2 separate regions of the Homo sapiens genome follow, and region 2 is linked to region 1. Evidence: chromatin contacts called from ENCODE POLR2A ChIA-PET data. All regions are on one chromosome and are shown on one strand. Each heading gives the region's core, a stretch centred on a gene start or an enhancer-like site at or near the end of the contact. The rest is flanking DNA. Distances are from core to core; before and after follow the strand shown.

Region 1 (6,886 bases), core at 3,744-6,243:
ATTAGATTTGGCTATTAAAAATAATAGGTTTTGAGATGAGCTCAGTATGTTTGAAAAATTATCTGGCAAATACATCATAGTACTTGCTTCTGCTTCCATTAAAGGAAGGACTTGTTTTCTTGAATGCTTCTTCCAAATATAAAATTATATGATGCAAAAATGCTTAAAAGCAGATTTGATATTCATGTCCCTATTTAATTTTTAGAAAAATCTGAACTCATTCAATCAAATGCTTACGAGCTTCCACTACTTAGGTAAAATGTATGTAACCTTCTAATTCATTCTGAATTATTTATCTATTTCTAGTGTACAAATATTCCTTGAGTGAATTATTTGCTTAGGAGATTTTTTTTTCATTGACCCCCATGGTCAATGAAACACTTGGTCTCTTCAAGTGTTTCTAGCTAAACAACAAAGTTAAACTTAAATTTTTTTATATGTAATTCATTCCCTTTCTCCTTTGCATTAGCATGAATAATGAAGAATTCATGACATTATGATGTTTTAAATGTCAGAGATTATGAAGCTGTCTTGCTTGTTACAGTAAAAACTTCATTAAAGGCTATCATGTATTCAGAGTAGTGTGTAATTCAAAGCAGCTGCACACCCATCTCCTCTTCCCCAGATGTACTATTGTCCTTTAAATGAAAACATCAGATTATCCAAGTACTTTTAAATTTCAAGCCTAGTTTCTAGGTGCCAGGCACTTCAAGGTAACTACATTTTAATAGTTTTTCTAGTCCCTTAGCATCAAACCTATCAAAAATGATGTTTTCCCACTGGTTCCATATATTTTGAAGGAATGGCTCCTATTGGGATGATCATTCAACACTTAGTTATATACTATCTTTGCCGAAGCCTTATATTTTAGCCTTATACTTCAGAAACATTTCAATATTATAATTACTTATCTTAAAAGTACTTTGGTCATAGGAGGAAAGAATCTCCTCTTCCTCATTGCAGGAAAATATTCACTTGTGGGGCTGGATTGCCTCAGTTATTTTTTTAAATCTATGAAGTATGTGAGATTTTTTAAAAGGTGATAAGTACTCACTAAAATGTGCTATTTTGGTGGGTGCATGTCATGAATAGTGAAAGTTTCCTAACAACATGTGTGCTTTAATTGTTTTTCCTAAAGAGATTATATTTGTCATTAAGAAAAGGAAGATTAAGTGACTATGGGAGTCATGAGAAAGTGATGATCCTAAAGTATCTTAAAAGATCAAGACAGAAGAAAAATTCATGTAAAATATTCTTCTTTATCATATAGTAGCCAGAGACAACTTAAACCAAAATCAAAATAAATGCTAATTTCATATCCTTCTGTCTTCCTTCACATGGTGTATTTTTATGAAGCTGACCTTCTCTGTCACTAATAGATTTTGTGAATTACCTTTTGCAAAGGGAAAGATAAAACCTATCTTTATGTAAACCCTTCCACATGACAAAAAAACTTACAAGCACTCCAAACTTACGGTTTTGGCACACCAACTACATAGCATTCAGGGAGGAGAAAAGGGTTTAGCAGAAAGTGTATTTAGGATGAATGCCACCCACCATCAAGTAATGGTTTAAGTAGAAAGTAATCAGAGGGAGACCACAGCAGCTAAATTTCAATCGAAGATATTCTAGGTTTAGAACAATAAATAATTTTAATCAGGTATGTACCAAGGCACAAACAGGACTCTAAAGCTATAACTCAGCCTGAATAAGCACTCAGAGGCTGCCGGATCAGCAGCTGCCCCATACACAGCACACCACCTGATCTTCCATTAAAATTTCTAACGTCTTCAGTACAGAGAAACCCATATGTTCTAAAACTTAAAAACTCTGGACTGGAAAACATATCTACTATATTAATTTAGACAGCATCTTTCACCTACAAGGGAACATATGTCACAAGGTGAAAGGGTGTTATGGAAATGCTGATATGGATGACGAGAGAGGGACACACATGAAAACCTTAGCACCTTCCTAGAGTCCTGCCTTATTAGAGCCAGAACTGCCTTATAATAGTCTTTTTAGTGTGTTAGTAACTAAACACTCTTGGAAGGGGCCCAACACGAACCACCTCACCAGGAGCCTCAATGAGGTAACATGACACTTAAGCTTCCACAAAAACCAGTGTCTACATTTGATGAATAAGTCATTAAGACAGTCTCTAGGATGCTAAAGGGATTACTTTTCTTATCAGGGCACACAGCCTTGTATATATGCATCAAGCTGCAACTCATCGTTTCAAGGGAATGTCTGGCCTCCATATCAGAGTTTATTATTTGATGCTATGAGACTACAGTGAGGCTGATAAGGCACACTCTGGAATACTGCAAGGAATGAGTTGAAGCCAAAAAGAATATGGTGCCTGAGTTGTTAAAATCTTTATCCATGGTTAACTTGGCCTAAAACAAATAAAAGCTATACAATACGTGAATGAAACAAATTCAAATTCTACCTCCAAACCATGTGGTTCATTCTATAAATGAAACTTGTTAATCCCAAACATATTGTTTTTTATCTTAGGGGCCTCAGCTACTCCCTAGCAATATAACCAAGAAAACAAATATCAAGATAAGAGTCATTTGAGTACCTTCATTTTTGCCACCTGCCTAGCTCACCCAACTTCCTTTCAATCCTTGCAACTCCCACATGAGTTACTCACTGAGTTATGCCCCTAGAGTTGCACTAAAGTAAACAGAGTATTCACTGGTGTAGTCAGCTGTCAGGACAGCCTCCTCCAATGGCTAGGATACTGTGGATAACACAGAGCAGGTTTCTTTTTCCTTACTGGTGGCGCTCTCCTCACAGATCATGCTCATGGTTTTAAGAAGAAAGTAAAATCTGGTTCAGTTCAGTCTCTAGCTAAAGACTTCTGTATTAGGAAGCATAATTCACATCTATTGTAAATGTCATCATGCCTGTAAGCTCTAGAATATATTTACACAGACAATGCAGGGCTTTCCTTGATGAATGCCTTAGTTTTCCCTTTTTCCAGGAGTCTTGCATATCAAAACTTTGGGAGATTTCTTTCTAGTGATTCTGACAGTATTGACTGAGGCATGGCCTCATTTTCTTGAAGATTCTTGGCTATTGTTCAACTGTTCACTGAAGACAGGCTTTGCAGTTACATTTCCCCTTATCATGAATGTAGTGAACAAAAAAGCCTGGTGAATCCTCAAAGCATAAAAACAGAGTTAGTGTCCAGGAAGCTTTCCCTCAAGCTGTTAACACAAGGGAGGGAGGCTGTTAGCATAAGTTATTCCCTTCACCACAGGGGCTAGGAGAAACCTTGTTAAGCCATGAATTTCAGTCCGAAGTGATCTGTGCTGAAAAATGGGATGAGCAGATTTTCTTGGGCAGATTCCAAGAGGTGTTTACATCCAGGGTTGCTCCCTCCCCTTGTCTCCCAGCTCCTCCCAGGATGGATGGTACAACCCCTGTTTACCCAGATGCGTTTTAATAATCGAAACACCCAAGCACCTGTTTTTTTTTTTTTTTTTTTTTTTTTTGCCACTAAGGAACTATCAAGTAAAGTGTCAAATATAGTACAGTAACACAAAGGGCGCGAATTAGGAGCGGGTGCAATATCTGGAGAAGCGACTGGGGAAGGAGAAAAGGAGAGGGGAAGGCGTCTTATTCAAGTATGATTTCTCTCGGGTCCTGGCATTGGCATAAAATGGCATCTGCCTCTTAGTAAACATGGCTAAAGCCCAGTCCAAAGGAATTTCCGCTGGCCGATTTAGGAATCAACAGAATAAGGTACCCTAGAGGTGCTCCAGTCACTCAGGGCAGGAGGCCTCACAGGCATGGGGTGTCGCCCCTTCCCTTTTTCCACGAAGCTCCTCCAGCCTACCCCTCCACTGCTCCGCGCCTTCATTCTATTTCCCCCTCTCACTTTGGATTTGAAAACTGGGCTTACAGGAGATGCAGCTGGCGACACGCGGGGTGTGACTGGACGGAGGAATCCAGAGGGCAGCTGAGGAGGGCGGAGAAAGGTCCCTAGGCAGCGCCACCAAGCAAGGGGCAGACAAGGAAGCTGTGGGGGGTCCCGGGAGAAAGCTGGGGCGGGACCGCGGGAAGGGAGTCTCACCTCGCGCACTCACCTGCTGCTGCCGCCCGAAAGCTGCGAACCGTGTTGCCTTCGCGCAGGAGCCGAGGGCGCCAGGGCTGCGAGCCTCCCTCCAGGGAGCCCGGTGTCCGGGCCGCCTGGACCGTGCTGTACCTGTCATAGAGCCGCAGCATGTGTTCAGAGACCTTGTCTTGCGGCTGCAGCTCGGAGTCCGGGCCACCACCTGCCGTGCGGTCACCTGGCACAGCTTTGCGGAGCTCCGGGAAAGGTGGCTTCGGTCTCTCTCCCTGCGCCAGGCTCACGCAGAAGCAGCCCAGCCACAGAAAGAGCAGCCTGCTCGCCCCAGCCATGGCTAGGTACCCGCGCGGCGCGTCGGCTCCCGGCGTCGCTGCGGGACACTCCGAAGGCGCAAGGAGCCGGCGGCGGAGCCGAGGGTTGAACTCCAAACCAGCTGGGGCGAGGGCGCACGGAGCCCGGGACGCGGCCGGGTGCAGCGAGATAGCGGCCAGCCCCACTTGCTGCGCTGACCCAGCGCAGCCTGACAGGTGGGCTCTTCCCCAGCAGCTGCGCGGACCTCACCCGCGCAGGGCGCTGCGGGCGCCGTCTCCACTCCAACGCTGAGAAAGAGCTGTAGGTCGCGGCGTGTGTGGCCCGGGTGTTTTCAAGATCTGTCTGTACCTTCCCTCCTCGCTTTATTTTTGGGAACACCCGGCCAAACTGGCCGCGCGAGGGACTAGGACTAGCTCTGTTTTGGGCGCCAGGTCGGAGCCGGGGCTGTGCGCAGCGGTCCGGAGGGCGCTCGATTGCCTTTTCCAGGGATTGGAGCAGCTGCGGCGCGGCTGGTCCGAGTTTTTTAGTGTACGTGTGTGTGTGTGTGCGCGCGCGCGCGCGCGTGTGTGCGTGTGTGTGTGTGTATGAGAGAGAGAGACTTAGTTCTTTCGCTCTCTAGCTGATCTGTAGAGTCCTCAGCCAATCTCTCCCACTCCCTCGTCCTCGCCCTCTTAGCTTGCACCAGGCTGGGATAGAAGCAAGGGAGGGGGGGAGTAACCAGAGAACTGGCAGCGGGAGGGAGAGAAGAGGAAGTAGGGGTGGGGATGGCTGGGGAGAGGAAGGGAAAAGGAGATTCAGGACTAAAGAAATGGTAGGAGGGACGGTTTTTTTGTTTTGTTTTGTTTTGTTTTTGTTTGTTTTTTTTTTTAATTCTCCAAGAACAGTGGCTGTGTGGTGGCTAGCAAGAGGGCAGAGGAAAACAGAACTTCTTCCTGGCTTTTCGGTCTTATGATTCCAAACAAAGTCACAACGTGAACACCATTCTCGCTTACTTTCCCGAGCCTCTTCTGACGGACACTGCGGGCCCCTGCACCTGCAGCCCGTCATCATAGCTTCCTGTCTTTCTGAGAGCATACCCATCATAACGCCCCTCTCTCCCGCATCATCTTCTCTCGAGGTGAGAAATATGTGCGAGTCAATATCATGTTAAAAACAAATAAGAAAACAAGCAAACACACCACAACCCCACCTACAGCTTCCCCCAAAGGTTTCCTTCCTACAGGTCCCCAAAAGGTTTCCCAGCAGGATGGTGCAGTGGTGGCTAAAAACAAGGGTGTGTGGAAGATCCCGGAGTCCGGAACAGAATGTAAGAGTCGCTAGCTTTGTCTTCCTAATTCTCTCTTGTCATGGCTGTACAATGGAGATTAAACTATGAGCAGCCTGGCGCAGTGGCTCAGGCCTGTAATCCCAGCACTTTGGAAGGCCAAAGCGGGTGGATCACGAAGTCAGGAGTTCGAGACCAGCCTTGCCAACATGGTGAAACCTCATCTCTACTAAAAATACAAAAATTAGCTGGGCGTGGTGGTGCGCACATGTAATCCCAGCTACTGGGAAGGCTGCGGCAAGAGAATGGCTTGAATCCAGGAGATGGAGGTTGCAGTGAGCCGAGATTGTGCCACTGCACTCCAGACTGGGTGACAGAGCAAACTTTGTCTCAAAACAAAAAACAAACAAACAAACAAAAAACAACTGTGAGCTAACATTTTTCTCCACACTTATGCTCTAGACATGCCTTGTTATTTATATTTCAAGTATATTACCAAATAATTTTCACAGCAAAACCCATTTTACAGATGAGGAAACTGAGGCAAAAGGATACATAGTAAGTGACAGAACTGAGATCCAAATTCAGGGAGTCTGATTTCTGGCCTCAGGCCAGATAACCACACTATTAATAGTGAAATTAGCATTTAAACTGAAGTTTCAGTGTGCAATCCATGTAAATGTTTAGTGCAGTTCTTGACCATATGCAGTAAAATCTTCAGTCAATGTCTATTGCATTTATCCCTCTTCCCCTCTGTAGGGCAATGGAGTTGATCGAAAAGAAGATAGGCTCCTGGAGTCACACCATGTCTCCAGATCTGAGTTTCTTCTTTGATGGTGAATAACAACACATTCCTTTTAGAGTTTTGTTTGGATGACATTAGAAAGCAGTGCTAAAGTGACTGGCGCACTCACTAGCCTTTAATAGGGGCTCAATCCCTTTCTATCCTAAATTTATCCCAAATCCAGACTACATTCTCCCCACTCAGTCACTTCTTAACCCACTGCGGTTTGGATTTTGCCCTTAGCCACCCCGGGAACTGTTCTGCAGATAATAACACATATTTCAAGAGTAGTTGTGAGGATTAAATGAGATCATGTGTTTGATCTTTGCTTGGCATAAAGAACATAATAGCTTTTGTGATTAATAATGAAGATCTAATTGCAAAATTCAATAGGCCCTGGAAACTCTCTCTTTGATTTTTTCCCTGTGAACTATTGGTTGTT
Region 2 (6,694 bases), core at 4,097-6,596, 180 kb before region 1:
CTATCAACTCTAGGATTGGACCTGCTGTGTGTGGTACTGGGAGAGATACAGCAAAGATAATCAAATGTGAACCATGCCCTCCAAGAGTTTACAGCTCTGTAGGAGAGATAAATGTAGTTAGGCACCAATAATACAAAGTAGAAAGTGATAAATACCACAAGAAGGGCTGAGACAAAGTACAGTGCTGGCAAGTTCTGGAAAAGGGGTGGACACCTAGAAATAATCAGTGAAGCTATGAGATGAGAGACAGAGAGAGAGAGAAAGGGAGAGAGAGAGAAAGAGAGAGAGAGAGAAAAAGAGAGAGAGAAAGAGAGAGAGAAGAAAGGGCTAAAGCCAGAATCCTGGGAAAATTTGGACTGGGTGGGAGTGGAAACAGATGATGGGGGACATTCAGAGAAAGCATGGGCAAGAGACTGTTCAATTCTAGATTGGGATCACACGAAGGCTCGGCTGCTGCTTGGAGGAGCTTGGAAATAGCCCAGATGTACCAGGAGTTAATGCCCATAACACTCTCATCCCCAACCGGGATCACTGGGAAGGCATTGGTAAATGACAGGCTACTGTCCCTTTGGAAAGAGGAGTAGAAAGAAGACTGATGCTTCCAATGCTAGGCCTGGAAGATTGTATGACATTATTGATGAGCTTCCACAGAGGAAGTAGAGGCACCACATATGGGGTTCACTTTCAAGTCTCTAGTATCTTAATAGACAGTTTTTTTTTTTTTAAAGAAGATAGTAGATTAAAGAGTGAAAATTTTAAATTATTTTTTAAATAATGAAGAGACTTGAGCTGGGTATGTTCTGGAGATATAAGCATTGATACAACAAAGTCCCTGCTCTGAAGTCTAATAAGGGAGATTGGCAAGTTAACAAGGATTTGTAACTTGGAGCACCATGTTGCTGTGGGGTCATGGGAGAGAAGCACTATCCTTCATGGTCAGCAAGACTTCATGGAAGAGGTATTGAGGTAAATAAAGGGATTGTGGGCTGCACGGAGCTTAGATAACATGAAAATTTGGGTGGATCCAATTGGCCCAGTTTTATAACCATATTGAGTGATGCTGGAACCTGGACAACAAAAGCATCAAAGGCAAATGGGATTTTCTCTTGGCTAGGGTTTGGCAAAACCAATCAGAAAGGAGGGCACTATGACTTGAGGTTCTAGCCTTAGCAACTGAAATGGCTGCTCATGGAGTTAGTGTGGTAGGATAAGGAAGCCTGAAGATAAATGAAAGAATAAAAGAGGGAAGGAAAGAAAACCAAAGACATGGTGAGAAAATGGAGTGTGAATCACCAGCATGGGAGTTTTGTCCCTCTTATGTCCCCAGGAGATTTTCTGCTGATCCATAGAAGGGACCTCAGTTGGGCCTTGGAGGGCTCCAAGCTGGAATTAAAGATTATGAGCACAAGGCTGATCTGATGGGGTGCCCTGACAGGAGTCTGTGTGCAAAGGTAACTATAGAGCCTCCTGTGTGGAAATTTATCCCAAGAAAATAAGATTGGCATGGGATGATCCTGAACTCAAATTGAGTCATCCAGGGGCTTGGGAGTCTGAATTAAGTATGGAAACATTACTGGATCTCTTCCTAGCTCAGCCTCTTGGATGCAGGTCCCTGCAAGAAACAGAAAGTGGGCAAAACCGGGAGGTTTCTGTGAAACACTTGGGCTGCTTGGGGACTTTTCTGTGTATAAAACAAGGGAAGACAGGCCTTTTATCATCCCCATTTCCATAGGCTACCTCTGAACTTTGACAATGTGAGAACTCTGGTGCTCTGGTGACAGTGCTTAGCAGAGACCAGGAGACCTAGTGGAGCAGAGGCTTACCTAGTAGGAGGAGGATTAGTCATGAGTATGTCCCACATCGCCCATGTGCTTAGATTAACATTGCAGACGGGCCTCTGAGGGGCCTGTGTTCTTCAGTCAATGGCAAAGAAAGGCCAGTGGATTTTAATTTCTCGTTGTCTTTGTACAGGTAGAAGAAGTCAAGATTTTAGGGTCTGGAATTATATAGACTGGCTCTGCAACTTATTAGCTCTGTGAATTTGATCAAAGTTACTTAACTCTCTGAGTTTCCTTCCTCAGGTGTGCTTACCTCCTCAGGTCAAAGGAGTAAATGAGAAATTACATGGAAGCCTTTAACTCATGACACAGAGTCCAACATCACAGGCCAGATTCCTTCAGCCTGAAGGTGCTTCCTCCTCACTCCCTGTCTCACTCTTACTCATCTTAAGTTTAAATGCCCTCCACTTTTTTTTTTTCCAGAGAGACATTATTCTTGAGCCCCTGTAGCAGACTCTAGATTGCCTACCCAGCATCCATTGCCACCCTCTCCTTTTTATTCGGGTATGCACTTCTCAAAGAATGCAATCGGGAAGAGTTAGGAACCAGTCCTGCAGAGCCTAAGAGGCTGGGAATGGTGATTCTCCCCTCCACCTCCAGCATTTAGGTGTGAGCACATGCTTAGTTTGGATTAATGACAGGTGAGAAGTCTCCTGGAAGCTTCCAAGAACGATTTCCCGACTCTGGAAAAGAGAATCTCTGTGACCTTTGGGCACTGTTGGGATTGCCCATAATAAATGGAGTTGTTCCAGTCATCCTGGGGCCATGGGTGGAGCAGCCCCAGGGGACAAAGCTGCCATACTGGGAATGGCAGGGGGAATAACGGGAACAGGCCAGGGCCTTCCCAGACACAACTGTGTTCCTGAATTCACCAACTAGAGCCTCCTGACCTTGGAACTTCTTGCCTTGTGAAACAGTAAGTTTCCTTATAATTTAAGCCATTCTAAATTGGGTTAATTATTAATTGCAGCCTCCCACATCTAAATTATAACCCCATATTTTTTTCTCTCATTTTCCTTCACAGTATTTCTCCCACATATGCTTACTTTTGTGTTTACTTATTTAATGTCTGTTTCTCTCACTGGATTGTACACTCTAAGTTGGCAGAGATCACAAGTTAATTTTGTTCACCATTGAATTCTAAGTATTTAGCACTGGGCCTGAGATGCAGGAGCTGCTGAAAGCACATTTGTTGAAAGACTGAATTAAAAGCTCAAAAAGTGGTCACTTTCCTTCTCTTCCTCCGTTTCCTTGTTCAGCATGGTAGAGTTGTAGATTTGACAGAGCATAGGATTGCTGGGAGGGAACTTAGGTTCCCCCTCAAACTCTTCCTAGCTGGGTGACCCTGGGCAACAGCCTGCACTGCATCGACAGCTTTCAAGCTTTTACCTCAATGAACGGTAAGAAAGTACATATGACCCAGTTGACCCAGTGTGCGTGCATACTCTGCTATTTTTTATTCTATTTGGTATCATTTTAAAAATGCTGGCTTTGACCCAGTACATCAATTTTATAATCCATTAATTAGCAACCCATTGTTTAAAAAAGCCCAGGACTCAATGAAATGTAAGGACTTTGCAGCATTATTCACAATAGCAAAATCATGGAGTCAACCTACGTGTCCATTAAGGGGTGATTGGATTTATAAATGTGGTTTTATATTATATATATACACATATATATATATATATATATATACAAAATATATACACACACACTATGGTGGTATACACACACATACACTGTGTACCTATCACCTGAAAAACTGGGAAAATTTTTTTTTGATTCAGGGGTACTACACACACACACACACACACACACACACACACACACACACAATGGAATACTACCCAGCCACAAAAACAATGAAATCATATCTTTTGCAGCAACATGGATGGAACTAGAGGCCATTATCCTAAGTGAAATTACTCAGAAACAAAGTCAAAAACTGCAGAATCTCTTATAAGTGGCAGCTAAACAATGGGCAGGCATGAGTATCCAGAATGGAATAACAGACACTGGGGACTCCAATAGGTGGGAGGGTGGGAGGTGGGTGAGGTAGGAATTACAACTTATTAGGTACAGTGCACATTATTAGGGTAATAGGTGCGCTAAAAGCCCAGACCTCACCACTATGTGTTATGTCCGTGTAATGCGACTGCACTTGTACCCCTGAATCTGAAATTTTTTTTTAAAGTGAAGACTTTGAAAATCTGTTTTTCTCCTTTTTGTCATTAAATCGCTAATAAAAATTCAGCCCATCAACTTAAAAGTCCATTATTACAGTGACATACAATTACTTATTTTCTCTTTTCTTGTGGAATTCTTCCTCACTCCTTTCTCCTCTAATTTTTTTTTTTTTGAGGTCTTTATAAAATGTACAGACTCTGGGATAGCTTCATGAAAAGGTACTTTGTGTACTTTCGCGATTTTCCTCCAGTTAGCACAAAAACAAACAGGACTATATTCCTCCTCCTCTGAAACTTAATGGTCTCATTCAACATATTTTACATGGGCCTCATTTTTAATATAAGTTTATGTATGTAACAGTGTATACAAATGTTACATGAGCCCCACTGCCACCATGTGGTTTAAAAACCCAAGAGAGTTGGTTGTAACATTCTCTAGATGCACAGTGAGGAATAGACCCTCACTATACTTTCCATCTCTCAACACAGAAACTGCCCTTGTCCTCCGTGAATTTGCTGGTGAAATTCCTCTGGGGGCAGAAGGAAAGGGAAAAAGCCACATGGAGATCTCACAACTCCAGAGCACAGCAAATAATGCGGTGGGGTGTACATATATATTTAGGAAACCATATTGCACCCTTCAGGAAAAAAAAATGTACTCAAAAGGTGACGAGAGAGCATTATCTTCTTGGGTGATCAAGAAAGCTCCCTTCCCAAAGACCTGCAGATTCGGAAGGTATAATCTCTGTCCCTCGAAACTCGATTCAACCCCTGCCCCCAGCATCACGTGAACTGGCAAACTAGATGTAAGTTATGGCCCCAGAGTCCGGGAGGGGCGCGTCGACGAGCTGCTTCGGGGTCACATGTCTTCGTAGAAAGGCATTGGTGTGACAGAGGAGGGCATGTCCAGGGTACGTGCGCCTGTTTGAGCTCTGGGAGGGAAGGCGAAGTGGAGAGAGCCTGCAGTGAAAACAGACTGGAAGGATGGAGGAAAGGGAGGGGAAGGAAAAAATGAACACCTCCCTGAACTTTCCTCTCCCCTCGTCCCACACACTTGAAATAGAAATAATAACATGAACAAAAATGCTTACAACCACGATGTTATCGCCCTACTTAAGTTGCCTCACTATGGAGGGTATGGGGTATAAAGTGCAGACTGCGGCTGTGTCGGGAGTAAAGGTTCGGGCTAGTGTGCGTGCGGGCGCGGGTGACCCCACCTTTAGGGAAGCCGGCGCCCAACTATCCAGGCAGTAGCCCCGGCTGACCCCCTCCCTCCTCCTTCCCTCCTCTCTTCCCTCCCTCCCTGCGTGTCTCCTCTGCACCGGCCCCCGCCGCGGAGCCAGGCGGCAGCACCGACGCCGCCGCAGCTCCTGCCCGCATCGCGCTAACCCGCGCCCCCGGCTCACACGTAGCCGGAGCGACTGAGCCGGCAGCCCCGGGCCCACGCTGCGCACCGTGTGCACGGCGGGGCTGGCTGAGCTGACCTGCGCTGGGCTCCGGCGCCGCAGGCGGCTGGGGAGGGCGGCGTGGGAGAGGACGCTGAGACGCAGGGGCGGCCGCGCCGAGGTGACAAGCTGCGCACCTGGAAAGTTACCCGGCTGTCTGGTGAGGTTCGTGGGCCGGGGGTCTTGGGCGCCGGGGTGTGAGGGCGCGCGGGGAGGGACGGGGTCGGGGTGCGCGCGTGTGCATGCTGTGAATGCGTTGCGCGATGTGCGCCTCTATTCCACACCCAGCCGGTCTCTTGCTTGTGCTGTTCGAGTGTGGACGTGTGTACGCGTTGCATTCGCTCGGTGTGGCAGCGTTTCGTGAGCTCCTGGAGGCAGGGAAAGGCTACTTGTGTTTAGAGGTTCTGTTGAGGGCGGGAGGGGCTCAGCCCCAGTGGGGAGTCCTCAGGGTTCTCTAGGTTTAGCGAGGAGAAGCGGTGGAGGCTGTTGCTCCGAGCTAGGGGCTTGGCGGTGCTGTCAGGGCTTGCGCTCCCGGCTTTGCTTCGTCGAGCTCTGGGTAGTTGCTAGGGGACAGTCCTCAGGCAAGGACTTTTAGGAGTCCTGGTAAACTTGTGTGGGTGTCCTTTTGTCACTCTGGGCACCGTGAGGCGCTTTCATATTTCTGTATTTCTCGGTGATGAAGAAACAAGAGCAAACAAAGCCCAGAAACCAGCCACTTTGGGGATGAGAAAAAAAGAAATAGGTTCAGTTCTGAGAAGAACTACGGTGCAACTACGAAGCAGCTGAGGCCAGAGCTGACAATAAAAGCAACGCATGCAGAATTAGTAGGTAGGAAGGGTGACGCTGGGACAAATGCCTTGATTTCCTGATCTTCATCTTGTTCCCCAAGTTCCCAGGGGCTTTTTCCTTCTTCTTCTTCTCCTTCTTTTTTTTTTTTTTTTTAAGGAAGAGAGCAACATACACCTGCCCCCACCCCACCACACCCCCATATTTAGAGTTTCTTAGAAATTGTCTCTTTTCTTTGCAAGTTTCTATTTAACTCATGAAGAAGGCGATCATCCCACATAACATACACTAGCTGTTTTCAGTACTCCTGTTTAGTTTTGCACAGGAGGGTATGAGCTAATATGGTAGAGAATTCTCTATGGAGAATTAGAGTGCATCCTCTCCGTTGGAACGCTGTATGACTAAGAATAAACGACCTGAAAAGATGATGCCCAGG

The links. ChIA-PET counts read pairs that join two places held with the same protein, here RNA polymerase II (POLR2A).
Region 2: POLR2A ChIA-PET joins it to region 1 with 16 read pairs in WTC11. The contact joins the promoter of PRKG2 here to the promoter of BMP3 in region 1. POLR2A ChIA-PET finds 5 or more read pairs at or near these places in 2 of 52 experiments (K562 and WTC11).

What each region holds. Positions count from the first base shown.
Region 1 is chr4:81,028,815-81,035,700 of GRCh38, reverse strand. BMP3 (bone morphogenetic protein 3) reads right to left here and starts at 4,993. Exons shown (of 3, transcript NM_001201.5): 1 at 4,101-4,993. The coding sequence starts at 4,416.
Region 2 is chr4:81,213,874-81,220,567 of GRCh38, reverse strand. PRKG2 (protein kinase cGMP-dependent 2) reads left to right here and starts at 5,346. Exons shown (of 19, transcript NM_006259.3): 1 at 5,346-5,632. LOC124900726 (a long non-coding RNA gene) reads right to left here and starts at 5,682. Exons shown (of 2, transcript XR_007058162.1): 1 at 5,610-5,682; 2 at 4,344-5,003. RefSeq lists enhancers at 5,313-5,813, 5,814-6,314.